Linked DNA regions of Homo sapiens: region 1 is linked to region 2. The links are chromatin loops, found by intact Hi-C in ENCODE. Cell type or tissue: heart right ventricle. All regions are shown on one strand. Each heading gives the region's core, and the rest is flanking DNA. Links, peaks and the distances in the headings are about the cores only. Region 1 holds the start of LOC124902176 (a long non-coding RNA gene). Region 2 holds the start of ENTREP1 (endosomal transmembrane epsin interactor 1).

Evidence for each region. Peaks named below come from ENCODE experiments on the same cell type or tissue, not always from the same donor. Only the 100,000 strongest peaks of a DNase experiment are listed, where the experiment ranks them.
Region 1: it touches region 2 in a loop (2.8-fold over the local background); 11 of 110 quality-filtered maps call a loop at or near these places.

The regions. Positions count from the first base shown.
Region 1 is chr9:69,267,346-69,276,959 of GRCh38, reverse strand. It overlaps LOC124902176 (a long non-coding RNA gene), which reads right to left and starts at 2,560. Exons shown (of 2, transcript XR_007061567.1): 1 at 2,470-2,560. In heart right ventricle, for the core only: no CTCF peak of the experiment used is centred there; no DNase peak of the experiment used is centred there; H3K27ac peaks cover 2,109 bases.
Region 2 is chr9:69,320,483-69,330,096 of GRCh38, reverse strand. It overlaps ENTREP1 (endosomal transmembrane epsin interactor 1), which reads right to left and starts at 4,882. Exons shown (of 11, transcript NM_001347995.2): 1 at 4,374-4,882. The coding sequence starts at 4,787. In heart right ventricle, for the core only: a CTCF peak has its summit at 5,001 (motif pointing left); DNase peaks (open chromatin) are centred at 3,625, 4,439 and 5,056; H3K4me3 peaks cover 5,325 bases; H3K27ac peaks cover 5,801 bases.

The DNA of each region.
Region 1 (9,614 bases), core at 762-8,761, 53 kb after region 2:
GGAATGTAACCCTACTGGGCAAGTTAGGGACACAATCTTTATTCTCGGATCTTTGCCAGTACCCAGCCCTCTCTATGGCCCTCTTGTTCACACGTTGCTGGAGCTGTAGGTGGGAGGCTCTTTGAACACATCTTAGAAAGAGGCAGACTTGGTCCCTGCCTTTATGGAGCTCTGTTCTTCAAGTTTGTCAGAAGATTCACTATTTAAGCTTAACAACTCTGTTGTGAGGGAGTGTTTTAACCTACTGGGTGTCCACTTTTTACTTAGGATCCTTCTTTGACCTTCCTTTTTCTTGGAGTTTCTCTCAGGGATGGTGGAAGGAAGCTAGACCAAACATCTACCCTTGTTTGTCACAGTAGAGCCAGCCATTGTTCCTTTCCAACACCGTCGCCCTTGCTCTATTTCAAATAATCATTATCCAGAGTCTTGGAAGCACCGTGGGGCATTCCCTTAGGAATGTGGAAATGTGGAAGATAGTATTTTCCAAAATTGGTTACAGCCATATTTCCAGTCCCACATCCTTCCAGAACCTTACCTCTCTCCATCAAGACACAGATTATGTTTCCTCTCCTCTTCAACCTGGGTGGGACTTTGTGACTGCTTCAGTGAATGTAAGGTAGTGGAAATAACGATGCATGATTTGTGAGGCTGGGTCATAGAAGGAGACACAGTTTCCTGCTGCTTCCCTATTGTGGAAGGCTGACCTTCAGAACCCAGCCACCGCGCTGTGAGGAAGCCCTTACAGAAAAACCACATGAGAAAGTTCATGGGGCTGGGTGTGGTGGCTTACACTTGTAATCCCAGCACTTTGGAAGGCCAAGGTGGGAGGATCACTTGAGTCGAGTTCGAGACCAGCCTGGGCCACATGGTGAAACCTTGTCTCTACCAAAAATATGAAAATTAGCCGGGCATGGTGGTGCACACCTGTAATCCCAGCTACTTGGAGGCTGAGGCACGAGAATCACTTGAACTCCAGAGACGGAGGCTGCAGTGAGCCGAAATGGCGCCACTGCACTCCAGCCTGGGTGACAGAATGAGACTCCATCTCAAAAAAAAAAAAAAAAAGAAAAGAAAAAAAAAAAAGAAAGCTCATGGGGAGAAGAACTGGGATTTCAGCCAACAGTAGCATCAACTGCTAGGCAGATAAGCAAAGTGGTCTTCAGATGATTCCAGCTCCAAGCCTTTGAGTCTTCTAGTCGAGGCCCCAGACATCAAGGTGGAGCAGAGACAAGCTATTCTGCACCGTGTCCAGATTCTTGACCCAGGGAATGCATGAGCATAATAAATGTTCATTTCTATCATGCAACTTTGAGGTAATTTGTTAGACAGCCATAGTAACTAGAACAGCAAAACAAGCATACAATGTTATTGAGCCTTCCCAGGTGCCTTCATTATCTCAACATCTGTAGACTCCTTGTCATACTCACTGTGGCACTGTAGCAATGCAGGGATACTGTCTGGATAACCAAGGGTATACTTCTGCTGCCACAGCCAGCTCAGCCATGTGGGAAGCAAAGACATGGAAAATGGACAGAGACTTGCAGAATCATAAGAGTAATTGGGAACTGACTCTGCAGTGAATAAAATGTAATTTGCCCAACACTGACTGCTATGGTTTGAATGTTCCCTCTAAAACTCATGTTGAAATTGCCATTGTGCAGAATTAGGAGGTGGCATCTTTAAGAAGTAATTAGGGGCCAGGCATGGTGGCTCCTGCCTGTAATCCCAGCACTTTGGGAGGCTGAAACGGGTGAATCATCTGAGGTCAGGAGTTTGAGACCAGGCTGGCCAACATGGTGAAACCCCGTCACTACTAAAAATACAAAATTAGCTGGCTATGGTGGCACATGCCTGTAATCCCAGCTACTTGGGAGGCTGAGGCAGGAGAATCACTTGAACCCAGGAGGCGGAGGTTGCAGTGAGCCAAGATTGTGCCATCCCACTCCAGCCTGGGCAATAGAGTGAGACTCTGTCTCAAAATAAATAAATAAGTAAAGTAAATAAAAAGTGATTAGGTTGTGAAGGCTATTTGAATGGACTAATGCTGTTATCTAGGTTCTGGGTTAGTTGGCTTGGGAATGGACTCCTGATAAAAAGGCTGAATTCTCCCCAACTTCCTCTCTCTGTCTCTCACTTGTGCTTCCTCAGCACATGATGCCTTTTGCCATGGGATGACCCTTGCATGAAGTTGGCATCATGCTCTTGGACTTCCCAGCCTCCAGAACCATGAGCCAAATAAAATTCTTTTTTACATAAATTACCCAGTCAGTGGTATTGTTATAGCAGCAGAAAACAGACTGAGACACAGACCATCTCTTATCCTGATGTTATGTTTACTAGGACTCTGTTTTGGGCATTGGTATTTTATAATCCCCCTAACATACACAAACACACAAACGCACACACTTTTTTTTTTTAAAGAAAGAACAGAAGGTATTTGGGGTATGGGGAGTTTGAATCAGTCCATACCTCTGTGCTTTATCACCTCCAGCTTTTGGCTTCCCTTAAGGCCTCCTGCAACTCATGCACATCCAGTCCTTCTTCCTTGGTTTGCTAAAAGCAAGATTTGTAGAATCTAATGAGCGGAATACCAAATCATCCTAATTCTTGTCAACATTGTTGTTATCATCATCTTTCATGTGACCAAATGATGCTAACTCCTGCGAAGTGTAGCTACAAACAACTTCAGAATACTCTGCTGTTTTTGTTCATTTATGGCCATCTCGCCTTGGGTTCATTGAAGCAGAGGCCAAGACAAGGATCTTCATACAGGTTAGCCTATGTGAGAGGTGATCCGAGGAAGTCAGAGGGAGGAAGGAGCATGAGATCCTGAAGAAGGGGAAACCAGTACTGTCTAAGGGTGCATTTTTGAGGTTGCTATTCTGGGCCTTGGAGCTTGAGCCCAAGGGACTTCTTGAGAAACACGTGGATATTCTCCTCTGTAGGAGATTATTGGCTGACATTCTTTGGGCGCTTATTGTGTTAGATATGCTCCAAACATTCATTTAATCATCACAACAACACCAAGAGTGGGGTTTAAATAACCCCCATTTCACAGATGAGAAAGCTGAGGTTCGAAAAGCTTACACTGTCCAAAGCTGCAGAGTGAGGCAGTGAGGGAGCCCCATCCTCTAACTTCAAGATAATTTGCTGCTTTACAATAGCGCCTACTGCGCAAAGGGGGCAGAGAACTTCACTGATTTTTCTTAGAAGCTTTTAGAAAATGCAAAAATATCCTTTGGGCCTCAAACCAAAATGCATCTGAGGAAAGACTTGCAAAGGTGAAATAGAGAATTGTCTGGCAAACTTAGACCCAGGGTCCCAAGCTGGAAGCCTACTGAGAAGAAACATTCCCTGGAACTCTCCATAAGCATCTCCAGCCCATATTATTTGTGTGATTACACAGCTGACAAGATTTCACAGAGATACATGGAACAGCAAAACCACAGGCTGATGGCAAACCGAAGAGCAAAGAATTAAACTGAGTTTTAGGCCTTTTAATGAAGCCCTGGCTAAGAGCAAAGTTCCTCCCAGCCCACGGCTGTCACCTTCCTTCATCAGTCAGAGTCCTATTCTTAGCCTGAGGTATCTCAGTTGTCACAGAAGAGAACTCTCCACTGGCTGAATAATTACCATGGCCCAGAATAGCACCGTGAAGTGGGGAAGAACAAGTGCAGGCACTGCTAAATTGTTAAGTGAGACAGAGCGGATAGGAGGGAGATTCTGTGAACAGTGAAGATCCTTAAGCCCAGCAGTGACCAGGTCCTTTTCTTTTTTTTTTTTTAACTTAGGGAAAAGGCCAGAATAGCCGGTTTTGCTCCAAGGACAATACTTTAGGGAAGAAGAGGCAAGTTCAAAGCCAAAAAACATATCTTCATCCACTTATTGGATGTCATTCATTTTGCTAGATTTAAAAAGTGGAAGAAGCTATGTTGTCTTGTAGTTATAAAATTAATATACTTTCATTGTTAAGAATTCAGACGGCCAGGTGCAGTGGCTCACGCTTGTAATCCCAGCACTTTGGGAGGCCGAGAGGGGTGGGTCACCTGAGGTCAGGAGTTAGAGACCAGCCTGGCCAACATGGTGAAACCTCATCTCTACTAAAAATACAAAAAATTAGCTGGGCATGGTGGCAGGTACCTGTAATCCCAGCTACTCAGGAGGCTGAGGCAGGAGAATCGCTTGAACCTGGGAGGCAGAGGTTGCAGTGAGCCAAGATCATGCCATTGCACTCCAGCCTGGGGAACAATAGTGAAACTCCATCTCAAAAAAAAAAAAAAAAAAAAAAAAAGAGAGAGAGAGAGAATTCAGACATATTGTAAAGTATAGAAAAGGAAATGAAAATCTCTAGTTATCCTATGATTCAAAGCTCAGATACAACCATTATTTGTTTTTGGTGATTTTTTTTGTACTCAACTACTAGTATTTGCTATGCAGCTCCTTCCCCCTTTCATCTAGGAAAGGTTTCCCCACCCTTCCTTTGGGAAATGTCCTCTCCCTGCCAGTGCTCAGGCTGGTGGTGCAGAGATTGACTCACTCTCAGCTCTGTGGTTGGGTCCTCAATGGTTTAAGTCAATCATCATAGCCCACTGCCCTGGCCAAGGAATTTGGTTCGGGATCAGTCATGCCACCCAAGCCAGTCCAATTAAAGTGACATTCATGTCTGTTTCTAGGATGTTGAAGCAAAGATATTCTCTACTCCCCCTGAATGAGGAAATATGTAGCCCTAGGAACTGTTGACCACCACCTTGGGATCATGAGAGGTGAAGCAACCCCCAAGCATGCAGAAGAGACAGAAAGAAACCAGCCCCTCTGAGACATTATTGAGCCCCTGGAAGCCTCAACTTTTCAGTTTCATGATCAATAACTTCCTGTATTATTAAATGAGCTTTGAGACGGGTTTTCAGGTACTAGCAGCTGGGAAAGTAGTCTAACCATAGTCAGTTCCTTTGGACATCTTTCCAGCATATTCCCCACCTCCCACCCCACCTTACCCTCATATATACGGTTTCACGAAAAAAAATAGGTTTTCTATTTTTTTTTGAAACAGACTGTTGCTCTGTCACCCAGGCTGGAGTGCAATGGTGCAATCTCAGCTCACTGCAGCCTCTGCCTCCCAGGTTCAAGCGATTCTCATGCCCCATCCTCCTGAGTAGCTGAGATTAAAGCGCCCAATACCACTCCTAGCTAATTTTGGTATTTTTAGTAGAGATGGGGTTTTGCCATGTTGGCCAGGCTGGTCTCCAACTCCTGACCTAAAGTGATCTGCCTGCGTTGGCCTCCAAAGTGCTGAAAAATAGGTTTTCTAATATATTTTCATGTCAAGAAATACAGGATTGGCCAGGCATGATGGCTCACACCTGTAATCCCAGCACTTTGGGAGGCCGAGGTGGGCTGATCACCATAGGTCAGGAGTTCAAGACCAGCCTGGCCAACATGGTGAAACTCTACCTTTACTAAAAATACAAAAATTAGTCAGGTGTGATGGTGCACACCTGTAGTCCCAGCTACTCAGGAGACTGAGGCAGGAGAATCTCTTGAACCCATGAGACAGAGGTTGTAGTGAGCCGAGATAGCACCACTGCACTCCACACTCCAGCCTGGGCAACAGAGTGAGACTCCGTCTCAAAAAAAAAAACAAGCTTATATACATAATGATTTCTAATATCCCTCTTGCCATCTTCATCTCTTCTTAAGTGATACTTCTTCAGACTTTTCCCTACCTACCTAAAGTAACCCTACCCCCAGTCACTCTTTATCACATCACCCTTTTAATTCTCATCACAGCACTCATATGACCTAAACTTTAAACATTTATCTATTCTGTGTCTCCAACCTCTCCATAAAAACAGATAATTTTACAACAGTATTTGGTACAAGGTAGGTGCTCATTAAATGCTTGTTGAATGAATGAATGAATATCTGAATATTCCATGGATTTACCATAATTTATTTAAAACAAATCCCTATTGTTGAACACTTAGGTTGTTTCCAAGTTTTTTCTCATAAAAACATCTCTGTGGCAACTTTATACATGTATACATTTATTTTTATTTTTACTTTTATTTTTTGAGACAGAGTCTCACTCTGTCACCCAGGCTGGAGCACAGTGGCATGATCTCGGCTCACTGCAACCTCCGTCTTGCGGGTTCAAGTGATTCTCGTGCCTCAGCCTCCCCAGTAGCTGGGATTAGAGGTATGCACCACCATGCCCAGCTAATTTTTGTATTTTTAGTAGAGATGGGGTTTTGCCATGTTGGCCAGGCTGGTCTCGAACTCCTAACCTCAGGTGATCTGCCTGCCTCAGCCTCCCAAACTGCTGGAATTACAGGAGTGAGCTTCCGTCCCCGGCCATCTTAATATACTTTTATATTTAATCTATTATATCACAAAAAGGAAGTGTGGATCAAAGGTGAATCTATTTTAGGGGTTTTGATGTATATTGCTATGTTGTCCTGCAGAAAATTTGTGCCAATTTATACTTCCAACTACAAAACATGAACTCTAGGGTTCTTTCTCTGTATCCTTCCCCACAGATGAAAAATATTATTTCATTGTTTTCTTATTTTCATATTGTTATTAGTGGAGCTGAATATTTTTTCATATATTCATTTGCTATTTGTATTGCTTTTTCAAAAATTTTATTCCTTACCCATATTACTATTGGGCTTTCAGCTTTCCTTATCGATTTGAAGGAAGTTTTTTTTTTTTAAAGAATAGATCAAGGTATTAACCACACATTTATATTGTATCAATATCCAGAAATTTAGACCTGAGCCTTCAAACATTCATTTGGAGTTAAAAAGTCCAGCTGCAATTTCTGATCCTTTCCCTGTTGGTGGGTTTCTCTGATAGGGAAGTGATGGGAACTCTGGATGGTAGAGGCCACGTGGCTATACCTGATTGCCAAAGACATGGTGAGCACGGTTACAGGGATGGGTATGGTTATAAGGATAGGCCGTAGAGTGGAACAGTAATCTTTAACCAGACTGGCGGTGATTTAGTAATGGGTTAGTTGATTAGGCTGTCTCTAGAATTGATATACATGGCTTGCTTTCTAAAGTCTTACTTGTTTGTGTAAGCTAAAAAGCTCTAAGTTTGGTCAAGAGAAGTCGGATTAGAATCATCAAAATGGAGACATATGGTCCCTTAGTCAATTTCCACACTTGCACCAGTTCTTAGACCCAGGGCCCCTTGAGGAAAAAACTTGCTAAACTACCAGAAATTTACACCTCCCAGCCTTCCCCCAAGGCACCTGAGGTCACCTACTAAGTGACTTTGGATTGGAAAAGGGGGAGTAACCAGACTTTGGGAGGGATTACTAGTCACTGGCTTTGAATGGACACTACTTTCTGGAGAACCAAATGCCACTGTTGCCCACCAGTTAGAGAGGACCTATGAAGGTCCATGATCTATGGAGCTCAGGTTTGCATCACAGTAGTGGTGGTGGGTCCCTGAAGTCATCTGTGGTTATTTTCCCATTTTGGAAACGTGTAATTGGAATAGATCTGATATAGTTTAGATATGTGTCCCCTCCAAATCTCATGTCGAGATGTTATCCCCAGTGTTGGTGGTGGGGCCTGGTGGGAGGTGTTTGGGTCATAGAGACGGATCTCTCGTGAATGACTTGGTACCTTCCTCGCGATAGTGACTTCTTGCAAAATCTGGCTATTTATTTATTTTTGAGATGGAGTCTTGCTCTGTCGCCCAAACTGGAGTGCAGTGGCGCAATCTCAGCTCACTGCAACCCCGGCCTCCCAGGTTCAAGTGATTCTCATGCCTCGGCCTCCTAAGTAGCTGGGACTACAGGTTTATACCACCTAATTTTAGCGTCCGGCTAATTTTTGTATTTTTAGTAGAGACGGGGTTTCACCATGTTGGCCAGGTTGGTTTCAAATTTCTGACCTCAGGTGATCCACCCACCTCGACCTCCAAAGTGCTGGGATTACATGCATGAGCCACCGCGCCCAATGATCTGGCTCTTTAAAGGTGTGTGTCACTTTTCCCTACTCTCTATTCCTTCCTCCTGCTCTAGCCATGCGATGCTCTTGCTCTCAATTCATCTTTTGCCATGAGTAAAAGCTCCCTGAGGCCTCACCAGAAGCTAAGCAGATGCTGGTGCCATGCTTGTACAGCCTGCAGAACTGGGAGCTAATTAAACCTCTTTTCTTTATAAATTACCCAGTCTCAGATATTTCTTTGTAGCAATGCAAGAATGGCCTAACACAAGATCTACACAGCAACTGACAGAATCCCCCATCCCCAAAGGACTGAATTGATATTTATTTATCTGTCTATCTGTGCATGTATCTATCTACCCATCTATTTCCCTATCTTACTGCTACTGCTACTACTACAATTAATAATCAGAAAATAATCCATCAATCAAGCCACCATGATAACAGTAATAATAACAGCTAATGCTCATTGAGTACTATATGCCAGACCCTGGTCTAAGCCCTTTATGCGGATTCACTTATTTGTTCCTCATGACACTGACATTCCTAGGACCTCATTTTGTTAATTTTCATGACCCTGGTAGCCAGGCACTCAATAAGTGCATATTACAGGAAAGGACCTATGACTGGTTTGTCAGGTTGATGACTTTCTTTTAAAAGGAGCTTCTCCCTGGGCAAGGGCTTTGGGCTGCCATCCCTGGAGTTTCTCTCTCCTGCTCCTAGTGTGAGGCATTGTTTGTCGACCCCTTTGCCTGTTACCTCAATGCTCAACACCTGCCTAAGGCCCAGTGACATGGAGAAATGTGGACACAGTTCTTCATGCTGGTCTTCAGCATTCTGCTCCCTAAATGTTGGTATTTGCTCTCCAGCCTCATAAACTGTAGCTGTGGGTAAGGGACAATTCAGCCCTAATCTGTTCCTTTGGGTCTTCCCACTAGCAAGGCAGGCACATCCCGCCCTGTCACTTGTGCCACTGTGGGGCTTCAGTGACCCAGGGATAGCTTTCTTTCCCACTTACCCTAAGGTGTCTGACACTTAAACATGCACAGAAAGAGGCTCCATTTGTCCAGAAAGAGCATTTTAACCATTAACTTGTTTTTTTAAAAGTACCTTCACTCCCCAAAAGTAAGCTAATAATGCTGGGATATTAGCCAGAGGAGTTCAGAGGATAGCAATAATCGAAATAATGGCTTTTGAACCTCAAAAATATTATGATGAACCATAGAAGCCTGTCTTAAAAGGTTACATATTGTATGCATCCTTTTATATAAAATATACAGAATAGGCAAATCTATAGAGACGGGAAGTAGATCAGTAGTTGCCAAGGCTAGGGGAGGGGTGCATAGGAAGTGACTGCTTAACGGGTACAGGGTTTCCTCTTGGATGATTAAAATATCTTCAAACTAAATAGAGGTGATGTTTGCCCAATATTGTCAACCCACGAAATTTCACTGAACTGCACACTTTAAAATGGATAATAATAGGCCAGGGACAGTGGCTCACGCCTATAATCCCAGCATTTTAGGAGGCTGAGGCAGGTGGGTCACTTGAGGTCAGGAGTTTGAGACCAGCCTGGCCAACGTGATGAAACCCCGTCTCTATTAAAAATACAAAAATCAGCCAGGCGTGGTGGCGCATGCCTTTAGTCCCAGCTAC
Region 2 (9,614 bases), core at 761-8,760:
AGTGGAACCTAGTTAACTCCCATACCCCAGTGGAATCTAGTTAACATTAACTCCCATACCCCAGTGGAATCTAATTAAACCCAGTGGAACCTAGTTAACTCCCATACCCCAGTGGAATCTAGTTAACATTAACTCCCATACCCCAGTGGAATCTAATTAAACCCAGTGGAACCTAGTTAACTCCCATACCCCAGTGGAATCTAATTAAACCCAGTGGAACCTAGTTAACTCCCATACCCCAGTGGAATCTAGTTAACATTAACGCCCATACCCCAGTGGAATCTCGTTAACTCCCACACCCCAGTGGAATCTAGTTAACACTAAACGCACCCCCCAAACCGAGAGCTAGGACAGCACAGCTGAAGACAGACACTGAGATCCTCCCTTAGCCACTCACCTCCAGTCAAATGCCAGGTTGTTTTTCAAGATGGCTCATCTCTTAGCTTCACGAATTTTGGGAATAATAATATATTGAGTGATTTACCGGTGATACCAGGAAGAAATCAAATGCTCAGAGTGCTCAAAAACACAGACTACGTTAAAAACTCTCCCTTCAAGTTGCTGAAAGTATGAATGAAAACTATGAAAAAAGATGCTTTATAGAATTTGTTAATTCTTAAGTGTTTTTTAAAATAGATAAAATATACCTTCAAAGTTCAAACAAGTGAAAGAAGCCTCCAAAATCTCAGGCTCAGGGCTCTCTTAAGGAAATACATATGAAAAAATATCCTTGAACTATACTGTGTTCAACAAATAGTCATTTCAAATAAATATATTTGTCTCTTGAACCTAATTTTGTATCAAATACACAAGCAAAATTTTCAGTGAAGCCTAAAGAAGATGTGTGGGTTCAGTTGATATAGCAGGCTAAAGATCCTAATGGTCAAAGCTTGAAATATGAGGATATTCTTCTACTGTGTTCCTATGTGGGTTTGAAGTAACCTTAGACATAAGTTGGCACTTCCATTCAACTACCTAGCTTCATATGCCAATAAAACTTGTGAGTGAATAAATAAACATGGCATATCCATACAATAAAATAGGAATGAAGTACTGAGACTTGCCGCAGCATGGATGAAGCTTGAAAACATGCTAAGTGAAAGAAACCAATCATAAAAGACCACATATTATATGATCCCTTGTATATGAAATATCCAGAACAGACATATCTACAGAGACTGAAAGTGGGTTAATCAGTGGGTGGCTAGGGGTGGGGGTGGTGGAGAATGAGGAGTAACTACTCAAAACTTTAGGGTTGATAAACATTTTCTAAAATTGTGGTGATAGTTGCACAACTGTGAATTTACTAAAAACCATTGACCAGTACACTTTAAATGCTAAATGGGTAAGTTGTATGGCATGTGAATATATGTCAAAGCTGTGTTCTTTTTTAATTCTGCAGTTCTCAACTCATAATCTTCCAACTTTTTTTTTTATAGAAACCTTAGTTTAGCTGTCTTTGAATTAGTTACAATGTCCTATCAAGCCCATTTCTTTTATAAGTACATACTAAAATACTAATGGCTGAAGTTGTGATACCTGGAATTTGCCTTAAAATAATCCAGGGGTGTTAGGAAGGGGGAGCAGCGTTAGGTATAAAGTGGCCATGTGTTGATAGCTACTGGGTGAAGGGTAAAATGCGGGATCATTACACCCTTCTTTCTACATTTGTTGAGTTTTTAAATTTTTATAATAAAAGATTTAAAATTGAAGGGAATGGTTCTTCGGACTGCCCACTCAATCCTATGCTGGTTATATTTTCTTGTGATAAAAATACACACATTGGAATATATACAGATGAAATGTGACACCTGAGATTTGCTTCCAAACAATAAGAGAATTTAATCTCACAAATGGACTAGGGAGCACGAAGGATCTAATTCCCACCCTGCTTGGAATATTCATCCTTCTGAAGTTTATCAGAAGACACAAGGCCAGCAGCAGAGCCCAGGAAGGGGGTGCAGATGAAACCATTGTTGAAGCTGGGTGAAAGGTATATGTGGGTTCATCGTATACTGCATAAATGTAAACTTTTCCATAACACGAGGTTTTTAAAAAACAACCTCTGTCACATGCATAAATTCAAAACATGTGATACAAGGCTTTTTTCCCCTAAAGCACCAAGAGAGTCATGGTGCCTAAAGCCATCCTCTTAAATTTGTATTTAATTGTTCTATAAATACAGTATCTACTGCTTCTGTTGTCACTTTGCAAATTCTGAGGTCAATCTCAGGAACAAGTCACAAAAAGTAGGAATAGCCAACAGTTATAGAGTTGCATATAGACCTGTGTTTGGAGAGTATGGGGAAGAATGGGGAAAGACATATAGCAGAGAACTTGTCAGTTCCAAATCACTGATTTCTTTCTCTCCTCTGGTGTGCCCAGACCTGGAGACAAGGACATACCCAGCCAGCAGACCAGGAGTATTAACCTTCACCTTCTGGTGGAAGGCCTTTTTTTTTCTTTTCTTTTCTTTTGGTACTTCATCAAATTCAACTGTGGCTTGACCGATATCTAAGTGCATTTACCTCTGAAATGATTCACAATAGTAAACTGATTTCAGCTTTTAATTTTAGAAGACAAAAAATAGTTTTTAAGAATCCTAAACTAGCTATGTTTGAGAAGACAATAGATTATGATTTTATAAAGAGCAAATTCCTAAAAATATATGCAAGATCATTACTGGCCCGTGGTATTTAGAGAAATGAAATGCACCCACCATTTGGCTGGACTTAGTCAGACAAACAGAATAGGTGGCATAACGGGTCTAATTCCTACCTTGTCTGGAATATCCATCCTTCTGTAGTTTTCCTGAACACTCATAGAGGCCAGTGGCAGAGCCCACAGGCAGAGCCACCAGGGTGGCGTTTTTTCATGAGGCACAAATCATGGCTTTCACTCACCACAGTCCAGCACGTACCCCAATAAGTTCATTCAACATGAAAGTATTTCAAAAGGAAAGCAAACTGACACTGGATGAAGTATACAATTTCAGGCGAGTCTCAAGGAACCTAACGTTCTTAATGTTCTTATTCAAACAATTACTTTGGGTTCAATTAGTTCTTCGAGTCCTTTTTTTTTTTTTTCAATTTGGTCTTGAATTGCAGTATGTGTGAAACTGCAAAAGCCGTTCTTACCATTCAGGACATACACTGATTATACATCTTACTAAAACCTAGCAGCATTGCTAGACTTTCAGATTTACACAGTGAGTTCATAGAAAGGTTATTTACGGTCGGCTGTGGTGGCTCATGCCTCTAATCCCCACACTTTGGGAGGCCGAGGCAGGAGGATCGCTTGAGCTCAGGAGTTGGAAACCAGCCTGGGCAACATGGGGAAACTCTGTCCCTTAAAAATAAAAATTAAAAATTAAAAAAAAAAGATATAAAGAGAGGTTATTTACTGTGCTCATCTTCCATAGTCATTCCACAAAGATGTGTTTCCAAGTCTCTCAACACCCAGAAAACGTCAAGGGGTTGGATGCCTTGGAAATTGTGAGATTGTTAGGAGGCAGGGGGGAGTGGCCACCCGGTGTCCATAGATACTGGCTGGCAGCAGCTTTTCTCTGAAGTTGGGCACTCTTTGGCCCCAGGCTCAGCGTTCCCGGTTGGAGGAGGGAGGAGTGGGTCCTGTAGAGCAGACATCTCTAGCTAGCTGCTGGGCACTCCAGGACTTTTGGCCAGCTCATCCATAATGACAGGTCCCGGTTCTCACAAACTGAATTCTGCACAGCAGCCTGCATGGCTCCAGGAACCCAGTGGGGTTAAGGCCTTCCTTTAATGACCAGGTACAAGCGCCAGTTCACACACACCCCCTCATTACCTCCTGAACTCGTCTGGGGGTCGAGCCACCCTACACATTTCACATTTACGTGTGTCTTAATGCAGAATAAAACAAGCGATGTGCCCCAGTCAAACTGTCCCATCTCACAAATACACCTACTATGTGCCAGGCATTCTTGATACATCAGTGAACAAAAATGATCAAAATCCCTGCCCTCCCAGCACAGACGTTGTCAGTGCAGCAAATACTCAATAACCAAAAGAAGTTTAATCATTTTCCTCCCACTTTCCTGCCACCCACACCCTGTCCTTCCAATCTCCCAAAGAGCTGGGTGTCTTTAATTCTATTAGCTTGACAGGGAAAATAAAATTCTTCAGCCTGCGCGCAACAGACACTACCCAGGTGCAACCCAATTCACCCCTGAACTCGACCGTCGCGGAACATTTTTCTCCAGCCTCCAAAAACTTCAGGTGGCGTGAGGCTCCCCCAACTGCAGCCCTGGAGGCCAACAAAGGGGCAATGGAGAGGAACGACCAGAGCCCCCTATCACCGGGATGACCGGGCGAACGGGGCGCGCGCGCGGTACTCACCGAGGAGCCGGCCCAGAACGGGCACGAGTTCTTCACCTGCGGGGAGCTGCTCAGCGACAGCGCCCCGAAGCTGAGCGCCACCATGCAGCAGCCCAAGATCAGCTGAAGCAGCCCAAGTGACAGCAGCGGGCGGGCGGGCAGCAGCGCGGAGCCCGGGGCCGCGGCGGCAGCGGCGGCGACTGCCCGGCGGGAGGAGAGCGCCGGCGGCGCGGCCAGCACCCCGGCAGCAGCGGTGGCCGCGCAGCGAGGCCGCGACGGGGGCTGCAGCGCGCCCCGGGGCCAGCGCGGCCGCAGCGGGGGCAGCGGCGGCTCCTGAGCGGCGGCGGCAGCGGCGCCCGGGCCCCCGGCCTGCGGCCCACCCGAAAGCCCAGCCACGGGGCAGCAGGAGCCCGGGAGCACCACGGGCAGGGACATGGACGGACGGGGAAGGGTGCGGCCGGGTGCGGCCGGCTGCGGCGGGCAGAGGACGCGGAGCGGAGCCGAGCCGAAGGCGCAGCACACTGGGCACTGCAGACGGGCTCCGAGGCCGAGGGGGAGGGAAGGAAATGCGCACGGCCCAACCACTTGCTGCCGCCGCTGCCGCTGCCCTGGCTCCAGCCGGCCGCACCCACCTGCCGCCTGGCGGGTCCGCCTCCCGCTGGCCCTGGGCGCACCCTCACTCTCACCCACGCGCACTCCGTGCTCGCGCTGTGCCGGGGCAAGTGCGCCACAGCCTCAGGGTCCCCGCCGAACCTGCGCCGGCTTCCTGGGGTCCTGGGAGGGTGCCCTGCCCCAAATATTTAAGTAAGTCCCTCGAGGTGGGAGGCACCTCACGGCCAGGACACGTCAGCGCCGGCCACCGAGAGTCTCAGCGTCTGTCCCCACCCGCCGAGCTGGGGCTAGAGAAGAGCGAGGAGCCTTCTCTGTCCAGCCACGAGAGAGGCCCTGGCGCGCTTTAGTGAGAAGGGGGCCCGCCCTTAAACTTTTGCCCAAGGAGGGGGATGCCTGGAGGAGGGGCTTTGGGGCGACTCGATGGGAAGAGGTGTAAGCCAAGGACTTCGGGAAGGACGACGCCGAGCGCAGTTACCGCTCACAGGGCGCAGGACGTGCCTACCTCGCATCGGCGCGGGAGTGCTTTCCCGGCATCTCGGTAGGAGCGGGAATGAAAGGACTGGGTTACCTTGGAAGCATCCAGCATCCGTAAAGAAAGTACCCGGGGCAGCCCGGAGTGCATGGCAAGTGTAACGCTCTGTCCTCTCATTGACTTATGAGCTATATCAGGCATCTATTAGGCATCACCTGATAGAACACGGAACCCCCAAACTTCCGAGGAAATATCCTAATAAAATCCTAAACTACTCTGGTAATTTATGAAAAATCTTTAGAGCAAAAAAAAAAAAAAAAAAAAAAAAAAGATTCCTCTTTGCAAAATGAATTCCCTTAATAATATACTTTTCACCTCGGAAGAATTCTAATGCGTAGAAAGTTTCGTGCCTAAAATGATTATAATGGACTTTTTTTCCTGATAAGAACCAGAGCAGTGTTCTTTGCAGTTAGTCAGTTCCAGTATTAGAAAGCTTATCTTACCATAAGGTATTTAACATCCTCCTACCCAATAAACCAAGAAAAGTATGTGTCAGTTTTTATGCTCTGCTTGTGGAAGCTGGATTTATATTGGTCGTTACACTTTAACCCAATGTAATATACTGTCAATGTGCCCAAGTTTACATGCACACTTCTTAAATTATTAAAGCACTTGTCTTTAATGGTGCCTAGGACTTCCTTTACAGACTGCTCCCATGAATAAATTCAAATTCTGGAGGAAAAGGGAAATGTCTTTCAAAATAAGTGTTTAAAGTCTGTTGATTCATGCAGGGGTTTTTTGTTTTGTTTTGTTTTGTTTGAGATGGTGTCTCGCTCTGTTGCCCAGGCTGGAGTGCAATGGCGTGATCTCGGCTCACTGCAACCTCCGCCTCCCGGGTTCAAGCGATTCTCCTGCCTCAGCCTCCAGAGTAGCTGGGACTACAGGTGCCCGCCACCACACCCAGCTAATTTTTATATTTTTTAATAGAGACGGGGTTTCACCATGTTGGCCAGGATGGTCTGGATCTCTTGACCTCGTGATCCGCCCGCCTCGGCCTCCCAAAGTGCTGGGATTACAGGCGTGAGCCACCGCGCCCGGCTTCATGCAGTTTTTAAAAATGCCATACAGTATATGCTCTTAAATTGCTGCTGATGTTAAATGAAAAGCTTCTTGGGGCTGAGGTTATACTCTATTTTATATACAAGCTTAACAGTATTTAATTTTTAACAATGTATTACACCATGCAATATAGTAAGTCTGACTGAGTCTTAAGAAATTCTCTCAGCTAAACAAATCTATTTCATTGGCCAGTTCTTGACACCTGAAACTTACTACAAAAAATGTATTATTTGTGTCTAAGAATGTTGCTGTTAGAAGTCAGGATATCCACTGGTCCTTGAGGAGGGACATGATTATGACTGGAAAGAGGGTTTCAAGGGGTGCTGGTGACTATTTCTTTCTTGATGTGGGTACTAATTACATGAGTAAGGTTCATTTTGTGAAAATTCATGGAGTTACAGTTATGATTTGTGTGCATCTCTGTGTATATTATATACTTAAATACTGTAAAGTATTTCCAAATACTTTATTCTTAAAATTTTTAAAGCCTTTTTCCCCATGCAGAAACAGATGATAGCAAAAATAACTGAAATCCGTGGATGATTTTATCATCTTAAAGGCTTTACTCATTTTATAAGGTGACTAAAACTTTTCCAAAGCTACTAATTAAGGGTTGTTGTACAGTCATTTGTTGTTGTTGTTGGCCACATTTATAACTGAGTTTCTTTTTCTGGTTATAAACACAAATCCATGTAACACTACCCCAACCTTTAAAATTATGCCAATAAAAATATCAAGTATTTGGGCTTGGTATTTTTGTAAACCAAGCTTGATTCTTTGCATCTCCCAAACCCTGCTTACATTAAGTCTTTAGTTAGACCTGAACAACCTGTATGTAACTAAGCTCTTATAGGATAATTCAGAGCCATTGATTTCCGTTTGTCTTAATAAAAAAAAAAAAAAAAACTGAAGACTTCTGAAAACAGTCTGGCAATTTCTCAGGAAGTCAAGTATAGTGTTTGTTGTCATTTGACCCACTTATTCCACTCCTAGGTATATACCCAAAAGAAATGAACATATTCACACAAAAACCAGTGCACAAGTAGCAGCATTATTCACAACAGCCAAAAGGTGGAAGCAATCCAAGTGTCAATCAACTGGATGAACGGATTAACAAAACATGGAATATGCAGCCAGTGGAGTATATTTGTCAGTAAAAAGGAATGAGGTGCTCATCTATGCTACATGTAGAAACCTTAAAAACATTATACTAAGTTTCAAAATATCATATGTACCCCATAATATGTACAACTATTATGTATCCACAATAATTAAAAATTTTGTAGACATTATGCTAAGTGAAAAAAGCCAGTCACAAATGACCACATATGATATGATTCCATTTATCTAAATTGTCTAGAATAGAGAAATTTGTAGAGACAGAAAGTAGCTTACCGGCTGCTTAGGGCTGGGGAAATGGGGAGATTGCGAGGGGATGATGGCTAAAGGATATGTGGGTTCTTTTTAAGGTGGTGAAAATGTTCTAAAATTGATTGTACTGATGATTGTACAACTCTGTGAATGTACTAAAAACCAGTGAATTGTACACTTTAATGGGTGAATTGTATGTACGGTATGTGAATTATATCTCAATAAAGTTATCAAAAAATTTAAAAATAAAGTGTGGAAGAACCTGTGAAAAATTTGCCCCAGATTCTTCATTAATGTAGGCCAAAGTTCAAGGAAACAATAGCTGGAGTGTGTTGTTTGGTGGAACCCAGCTGCCAGTTTTCCTCAAGATCAAAGCTCAACTCCAAGAAGGTTCCGTACACCTTCTACCAATGCTTCCCCTCCCTGTCCCTCATTTTCCACTCCTTGCACTAGGAGCCTCCTCCACTGAGGAGTTCAGGCTCTTTGCCCAGGTTTCTTGGACACCTTTTTTTTTTCTTTTTTGAGACAGAGTCTCTCTCTTTTGCCCAGGCTGGAGTGCAGTGACTTGATCTCAGCTCACCGCAACCTCCAGGCTCCCAGGAGCCTGGCTCCCAGCCTCCCAGGCTCAAGCAATTCTTCTGCCTCAGCCTCCTTTATAGCTGGGATTACAGGTGCACACCACCACACTCGGCTAATTTTTGTATTTGTATTTGTAGTAGCAACAGGGTTTCACCATGTTGGGCAGGCTGGTCTCGAACTCCTGACCTCGTGATCTGCCCACCTCAGCCTCCCAAGGACCCTTTAAATAAACTCCTCAGTTCCTTCCACACTTCTCAGAAGACCCCCATCTGTCAGCTAATTAAAGGAGGCTGTTCCACATCGGAGTGAGAGCTGCTGAAGAAACTCTTTAAAACCTGTTCCCTGGCAAGATCCTCCAGGTCTTATATTTTACAAAAAAGGAAGTGCTTCTCTGAATTAAGGCATAGTGGATTCTAGAAGTCTCAGTTAATATGCTGGCTGGAGCAGCTTCTCAAAGTGTGCTCCAAAGACCACAGGATCACGCCAGGGCGGGGAAGGGGAATGTCAAGTTAATTCACTTCTCCCCACACCTGCGGGATCAGATACTCTGGACTGAAGGCCTGGAACCTGCATTGTAACAAATGCAAAGAAACATTAGTAGAGGGTACTATTTAGACTCCAGAATTTTTATATGGGAATGCTTATATGGAAGAGGAAGGTAGGGGATTTGACTTGAAAGCAAACATACATGCAAATATGTTGGTGGGAGGGCTTTGCTGGCCCCCAGCGGAGCTTCACTGCACAGGTGATCTTTATGCACAGAAGGAGTTAGACTACTGGATTCTAATGGGAAAGGTACCGTAGGAGAAACGAGTTGCTGGGTTCTAGCCCCCACTCCACTCTGTGCCCTTGACCCAGTCAGGAGCTTCCTGGCCTCAACTGCTTCATCTGTAAGATACGGGTTTGTGAGTATCATCTGCCTGAGGTTGGGCTATGCAATCATTTGGATACCCCCAGGCCTGCGATTTTGAAATTCAGCTATTCTCAGCGCCATGATTTCTCAGATGACCAGCAAGAGAACAAGGACTAAGAAAAGCAGGTAAATTTGGGGGTGGAATAAATTTATAGACTCAAAATTCCCCGACAAAACCCGAAACTCACTATTTTAA